Linked DNA regions of Homo sapiens: all the other regions are linked to region 1. Evidence: chromatin loops called from intact Hi-C (ENCODE). Cell type or tissue: gastrocnemius medialis. All regions are shown on one strand. Region 1 overlaps LOC105374945 (a long non-coding RNA gene). Region 2 overlaps JARID2 (jumonji and AT-rich interaction domain containing 2). Region 3 has its middle 180 kb from the start of JARID2-DT.

Evidence for each region. Hi-C counts contacts between places; a loop is a spot of excess contacts. Peaks named below come from ENCODE experiments on the same cell type or tissue, not always from the same donor. Only the 100,000 strongest peaks of a DNase experiment are listed, where the experiment ranks them.
Region 2: a loop joins it to region 1, with 2.6 times the contacts of the local background. A loop is called at or near these places in 3 of 110 quality-filtered maps.
Region 3: it touches region 1 in a loop (15-fold over the local background); 4 of 110 quality-filtered maps call a loop at or near these places.

The regions. Positions count from the first base shown.
Region 1 is chr6:14,887,812-14,890,311 of GRCh38, forward strand. All of the region lies in intron 2 of LOC105374945 (a long non-coding RNA gene), which reads right to left. Among named protein-coding and RNA genes, the nearest start is that of JARID2-DT, 360 kb to the right of the region's middle. In gastrocnemius medialis, CTCF peaks have their summits at 1,202 and 1,403; DNase peaks (open chromatin) are centred at 400, 1,050 and 1,500; H3K27ac peaks cover 2,421 bases.
Region 2 is chr6:15,430,875-15,433,374 of GRCh38, forward strand. All of the region lies in intron 3 of JARID2 (jumonji and AT-rich interaction domain containing 2), which reads left to right. Among named protein-coding and RNA genes, the nearest start is that of DTNBP1-AS1, 110 kb to the right of the region's middle. RefSeq lists a silencer at 2,072-2,121. In gastrocnemius medialis, no CTCF peak of the experiment used is centred here; a DNase peak (open chromatin) is centred at 1,377; H3K4me3 peaks cover 480 bases; H3K27ac peaks cover 2,500 bases.
Region 3 is chr6:15,062,494-15,064,993 of GRCh38, forward strand. No RefSeq gene overlaps it. Among named protein-coding and RNA genes, the nearest start is that of JARID2-DT, 180 kb to the right of the region's middle. In gastrocnemius medialis, no CTCF peak of the experiment used is centred here; DNase peaks (open chromatin) are centred at 358 and 1,128; H3K27ac peaks cover 1,399 bases.

The DNA of each region.
Region 1 (2,500 bases):
ATGTAGCGGACAAGTCCGGGGCTGCATGCCAGATGGCAGAGCAACAAATTGCAGTTTCTTTTTTTTTTTTCAGAGGGAGACAGGGTCTTACTATGTTGCCCAGCCTGGTCTTGAATTCCTGGGCTCAAGCAATCATCCCGCCTCAACCTCTCAATGTACTGGGTTTACAGGTGTCAACCACCACACCTGGCCTAAGTTAAAGTTTCTTAAATCCTTCCCACCTAAAATCAAACCTGGGCTTGGGGGAAAGAAGCAGCTGTAAGAAGACCATCCTGAGGACAGGATACTGACTAAAGTCATTGCCTTGCTGGGTAGTGAGGGGTTTGCAATGTCATGAGCAGCTTTTGCTATGTGGTGAGCAACTGTCCCGGCATCTGCCGTCACGGGCTGGGAAGACCAGGTAAGAGTTGACATGCCCTGCTAGAGATGAACCCAAGGTGCTGTGGGCGGCCCCACCCAATATATTCTCCATGGAACCCAAGAGCCTTGTCAAGTTACTGCAAATGCACAGTCTTAGTTTCAAATCAAGGCCCTCCATCCATAACTGCTTGTTTCAAGGGAAGGTCGCTGCCAAACTATTTCTTCATTTCTAATAGGCACCTAGAAAGCAACAGAGGGATGGTAGAAAGCCACATGACAGCCATTTGGCAAAGCTTTTCAGAATTGCTTTTCTATTTTTCTGTTTTGTAGGCTCTGGGGTTCCATTGAGACTTCTACAGTCAAGCAAGGATCCCATTTCTTAACATTTTGCAAGCCTTTTTTACAAATGCCAAAAAACATGCCTAGGGCAGAGCCATGGACTTTCTGAGCTCTGTTTACTAAACCACAGATTGTGACAGCCCCAGAGCTGGTTGTTCCCATCCAATCTGTCCTTCACATTGTTACCAAATCTGGCTTCTTAAATCAGGCCTGTCACCCTGTTGTTCCCTTGCTGAAGGACTTCTATCACTGGTGGGAGCAAGTCCAACCTCGGATTTGCATTGGCACCCCTTCATCAGCAGGCCTGCTTCACCCCTGAAGCTTGGTACGTACTGTCCATCCCCCAGGGCAGGGAGTAGCCAAGCCCAGTTCCTTCGTGCCACTGGGCCTTCCTACCGCAGTTGTTTCTACCAACTGTGCTCCCTTAGGCAGCATGGTGGTGAAACCAAGCCAAGGCCAGAGTCATATGGCAACAGCCCCACAAACTATGTGTCCTCTGCCCAGCTGCAGGTGTCGCACAGAGGTTAGGTGAAGTGGCGTGCTGATAAAAGTTTAATAAGTGGCTCTCCAGGAGAGAAAATGTGTGCATATGTAGATGTAAACACATAGGTTTATTATAAACTTTACTGCTATATGATACACACAATCTGGTAAATTCCATATAGCCAATTGTTTCTTATGTATGCTTTCATTGATTTTTATTTTACTTATTTTTATTTTTAAATATAATAACCAGAGACAGGGTCTCACTATGTTGCCCAGGCTGGTCTCGAACTCCTGCCCCATCCTCCTGCCTCAGCCTCTCAGAGTGCTGTGATTACAGGCATGAGTCACCACACCCAGCAACTTCCATTGATTTTTGACAAACTCTCTTCTCTGTAGCCAACCAGTGTGGCAACTGATGAACAAGTATAGTTCTGGGATGGCTGTTGGTTGCTATTTTCATTTATGTAAACAACAGGAAAGTGAAACAACTAAGATCTGTGTCAGAATTCCACTCATTCGTCAATGATAGGAACAACTCCTTTACAGAATCAGATACAGTTGTCAAAGACTGGAGGAAGATTTTCTCAAATTTTTTTGTGTCATTCACAAAGTAATGGCTATTGATAGGCAGACTTTAAAGTTTTATCTGTATGTTTAATATTATCTCCCTCACTTCCTTAAGTCTAGACCAAGGGTTCCATAAAATTTGACTCTTACGAGCCAGATAGTAAATATTAACTTTGTGAGCTATTCGGTCTCTGTCACAACTACTCAACGGGGCCATTGTAGTGCCAAATCAGCCGTCGACAACAGGAACACAAAAGAGCGTCCCTGCTATGTCCCAATAAAACTTTTTATGAAAGCAAGTGGGGGCCCAGATTTGGCCCACAGGCTGTAGTTCCCAACCCCTTGTCTAGACAACCAATGAGACAATAAATCCAGCCTGATTTGTAGCGTTTGTTTACAAATCAGTTGCTGTGGCTATTTCAAGCTAACAATGCAAAGTCACTGCACGAGGAGTATGGGGAGGTGGTGTTCACCAGCTTGTAGAAATCTAATGTCATATTTCTACTGGTGTGAGTTTCCTAGGGCTGCCATCACAAGGTGCCACAAACCAAGTGCCTCAAACAACAGAAATTCATTGTTCCACGGTTCAGGAGACTGCAAGTCCAAGTTGAAGGTGTGGGCAAGGGGGGCTCCTTCTGTGAGCCCCGAGGGAAAATCTGTTCCCTGTGTCTCTCCCAGCTCCTGATGGTTTGCTGCCGTGTTGGGCGATTCTTGGCTTCTGCTGCATCGCCCCAATCTCTGCCTTCAT
Region 2 (2,500 bases), 540 kb after region 1:
TCTAGCAGTTTCTAAATATATGTTGTTTTCAGAGCCATTCTTTTTCTGGAACATAGTTACAAATTTGTTCAGCCTGTTACTCAGCCCCCAAGAAATATGTTTGCATTCACTGTGACAGCCTGTAGACTATTGGTACCGTGCAGGGCTGTAATCTGCTTGTTGTTCCGGCAAATACCATTGTGTAATGTGGACTGGCACTTGGCCTTTCTGGAGCTTGTAGTTTTTCCCCTTTGTAGGGAGTTGAACTGCCTTTGCCATAATTTCTCTCCTGATTATCATTTCTTATGCCTCCTGCAATTCAGCCTAATTGAACTGTGCTGGGATAAATAGAGCCCTTACAGATCATGTGAATGTGAGATCATCCCATTCCCTAAATGAGGAATCTATGGCTTAGATAGGACTGGGTGCTGTGAGTCTTCCTGATTAATGTTTTGAAATGATTTAGGAACCCAAATGCACGCTGATGTTTTCCATCAGCTGCGATCCGTATGTCTCATAAACGATGCCTTCCTGCTGTTTGGGTTTTGGGAATTGTTTGAGGCCAAGGAGAGGAGGGTATGGCTCCTTCAGCTTTACCCTTCTGAAGGTCATGAGGAATAATTCTGACAAACACCTTGAAGACAGTGACGGCTTGTGCCTTCTGTGTTGCTGTTACCACTGCCTCCACTACTTTTAGTGTAAACAAGCTCTTTACATATTATTCACATTTCTTGGTTCAAGCCTCAGAAGACCAGGATATAATTTTAAATTGCAATTAGTTAATTGAAATTAAGTTTCTAAAGAAAGTGTTGAAGACTCTTATCTTTTTCCCTTTCAATGAAGCAATTTAAGCACTGTAAGAAATTTACAGATGGCAGTTTGGATAATGACCCCATAGATTTTTTTCCAGAGAGGTTCTGTCTCCAGTGTTGTCCCTTTATTCAGGGACATTGAATCAGAGCTGTGAAGCAGTCTGTTTTGTGGTTTCTGTTGAAATCCTCTTAAGCCAAGTCACTAAAGGTATGCCACTGGAAAGGACTCTTATCTCTTGTGAAATAAATCCAGTAGGAAGCCTGTTCTCAGGAATGCCTGGTTAGGTACACAGGCTCACTGTGCTCAGTAGTGCTCCTGCACTTTTGCTAAGCCACTGAGACCCACAGTTCAGCTGGTACCAGTGTGTTACCGGTGGAGGGTGTCCAGGTTCTTGGCGTTTTGAACAAAGAATTGGACAAAACACACAAAGCAATGAAAAAAAAAAAACACAGATTTATTGAAACGAAAGTACACTCTACAGGCCGGGTGTGGTGGCTCCCGTTTGCAATCCCAGCACTTTGGGAGGCTAAGGCGGGTGGATCTCTTGAGGTCAGGGATTCAAGACCAGCTTGGCCAACATGGTGAAACCCTGTCTCTACTAAAAATACAAAATTAGTCAGGCATGGTGGCTCACGCCTATAATCCCAGCTACTCGGTAGGCTGAGGCTGAGGCATCACTTCAACTTAAGAGGCAGAGGTGGCAGTGAGCTGAGATTGCGCCACTGCACCTCAGCCTGGGCAGACTTGGGACTCTGTCATCCTCCAGCTACTCTCACCTTCAAAAACAACAACAACAACAACAACAACAACAACAAGAAAAGTACGCTCCACAGACTGGGAGTGGGCTCGAAGCCAGTGTCTCAGTAGCACTGGTTGCAGAATTTTCTGGGGTTCAAATACCCTCTAGAGGTTTCCCATTGGTTACTTGGTGTATGCCCCATGTGAATGAAGAGGATGAAGTGAAGTTTCCTGCCATAGCTGGAAAGTTTGGAATGTTACAAAGTTATTTACTTGGGCTAGAAGGTTGGCAGTTTTTCCGTTTGATTTAGTTCTAGGAAGTCCTTAGGCTCCTTCCCTCCAGACCCTGTTCTCCTGCTGCAGAAGCACAGGTTTTTGAATAAAGTTAGATGTTTGGTTTGTATCTAAGCTGTTAAAAGCTACTTAAAAGTGTCTGAGCCTCTCTGTTTCCTTGTCTGATAAATGCAACCATTACACCTTATAGCATTGGCTATAACCCAGTATTTCTCACATGTAAGCGTGCATCAGAATCATCTGGAGGACTGGTTAAAACACAGACTGGCTAGGTCCTGCCCTGAGGGTTTTTGATTCAGTTAAGTCTGAGGTGGTGCCTGAGAATTTGCATTTCTAGTATGCTCCCAAGTGATTCTTTTGTTGCTGGTTGAAGAATCACACTTTGATAAGCACCACTCCGAGGGCTCTATGTGATTTAAAGCACGTATTATATTATTACCCTTAAATAATAAGCACCCATTCTATATATAGTTGCTGGGTAAGTGAACAGTGATTATGTCTGTGGTTAAGAATTTTTAGGGCCAGGTAGCCCCATTTCCTTATAGGGACCTTTTCCTTTGTGTGTCCCCAAATGTTTCCTTCCTCAGCTTGTTCATCTGCCTTGTGCAGAGAAAGAAAAGTAATAATGTCTTTCCTTCCCTTGCGGTTTATTTGAAATTATTTATAGTCTAGTTGT
Region 3 (2,500 bases), 170 kb after region 1:
CTAAAGGTAATTCTTCAGGGTCAAAAACTGGGCCTTCCCATATTAAGAGGCATCCCAAGAATGATGACATCACATGTCCTTCTAAGGAATCGAACACTAGCGATTGTGAACTCCAGCAAGAAGATGTTTTGTCTTTGAGATGAGTAATGAGGAGAAAATGGCGTGACGATGGCATTACACGGATAAGGGTCTATTATTCCTTATCCACAATGCTGAAATTCAAGAAGCTCCCCAAACCACAACTTACTACATAACTCATTGCATGTCAAGGCCTGACCTGGCCTGAACTGACATGAGCCTATTTATAGACATTGTCTCATTCCATGTGCATATCTATCCTTTGGCTTCAGAAATAGTAAGATGCTTGATTGCACAATACTGCAGGAGAGTCCACCAGCAGTGGTAGGTAACACCCTGAGTCCTGAAAGCCATGTGGCTCCAAGGATTTCAGATATGGAACTATGGGCCTGTGGTGACTATGATCCTGGTTTTAATGCTCATGTTCATGTTCATGTTCCCCAGCGCTGCATTTATTCTTAGCTTGAGCTTATTTGTGGGATCAGCCTGATTATGGTCGCTGAAAAATCTTTGTCAGAGGCAGTTGGGATAACCAGCCGTGGGCAAATGAAACAAGAAAAGTCAACCAGAGACCAGAGGCTAGCATGTGGCCTAATTCCTCCCCTGGTCTCAATCTTATCACCATGGCCCATCAGAGGTGCTACCTCCTGGCCCTGCCTCACACACCTCCACCCCCAGACATCTTGGGTCTACAGATACTTTAAGAGCCCTGGAAGCACAATTGAAGCTTGCCGGGTGTGGTGGCTCATGCTTGTAATCCCAGCACTTTGGAAGGCAGAGGTGGGCCAATCATTTGAGCTTAGGAGTTTGAGACCAGCCTGGACAACATGGCGAAACTCCATCACCATGAAAAATACAAAAATTAGCTAGGTACAGTGGCATGAGCCTGTAGTCCCAGCTACTTGGAAGGCTGAGGTTGGAGGATCCATTGAGCCTCAGAGGCAGAGGTTGCAGTGAGTCGAGATGGTGCCATTGCACTCCAGCCTGGGTGGCATGAGTGAAACCCTGTCTCAACACACACACACACGCGCATGCACGCACTTCCCTTTTTTAGAGACAGGATCTCATTCACTCAGTCACCCAGACTGGAATGCAGTGCTGCAATAATAGCTCACTGCAGCCTTGAACTCCTGGGCTCAAGTGACCTCAGCTTCCCAAAGTGCTGGGATTACAGGCATAAGCCACCCCACCCAGCCTACATGTGGGGTTTTGGAAGGCAGATCTGGGCCTGTCCACCAACTCTTCTACCAATAAGATGCACGCCTGGGAACAATCTAACTCATTCTCACTTGCCTCATCATTTAAATGGTTATAATTATAATAATTGCTTCTGACATTACTTTTCAGGGTCAAATAATAGAATCAATATGGTAGTTCCATGTAAGTAGTAAGATGATATACAAATGTCATAGTATTTTTATTATTTTTTATGAGCCCATATAGAGAAGAGATATTATTTTTTAAGGTCAGAATATCACTTATACTGGAATACTTATTTGTTAGGATAATACTTCTCAAATATACTTTCTTTTTTTCTTTCTTTTTTTGGAGAAAGAGTCAGAGTCACCCACCCAGGCTGGAATGCAGTGGCGCAATCCAGGCTCACTGCAACCTTCAGCTCCTGGGTTCAAGTGATTCTCCTGCTTCAGCCTCCTGAGTAGCTGGGATTACAGGCAAGCGCTACCACACCAGGCTAATTATTTTGTATTTTTAGTGGAGACAGAGTCTCACCATGTTGCCCAGGCTGGTCTTGAACTCCTGCACTCAAGCAACCCACCCACCTCTGCCTCCCAAAGTCCTGGGATTACAGGCATGAGCCACTGAGTCCAGCCCTTACTTATTTTTTTTATATTTAAAATAAAAATTTTTTCAATATAGAGACAGGGTCTCCCTATGTTGCCCAGGCTGGTCTCAAACTCCTGGGCTCAAGCAATCCTCCCACCTCAGCCTCCCAAATTGCTTGGATTCCAGGCATGAGCCACCACACGCAGCTGCAAATTTATTATCACGTTATTGTTTCAAAAGATACTCCGCTATTAAAATTGAGCAGTCAGAGTCTTTTTTCACTTTTCAGGAAAAAATAAAATCAATGACAGAATTTTCTAAGATTTGGCTGGGCGCGGTGGCTCACGCCTGTAATCCCAGCACTTTGGGAGGCCGAGGCAGGCGGATCACGAGGTCAGGAGATCGAGACCATCCAGGCTAACACAGTGAAACCCCGTCTCTACTAAAAATACAAAAAATTAGCCGGGTGTGGTGGTGGGCGCCTGTTGTCCCAGCTACTTGGGAGGCTGAGGCAGGAGAATGGCGTGAACCCCGGAGGCGGAGCTTGCTTGCAGTGAGCCAAGATTGCGCCACTGCACTCCAGCCTGGGCAAAAGAGTGAGACTCCGCCTCAAAAAAAAAAAAAAAAGAATTTTCTA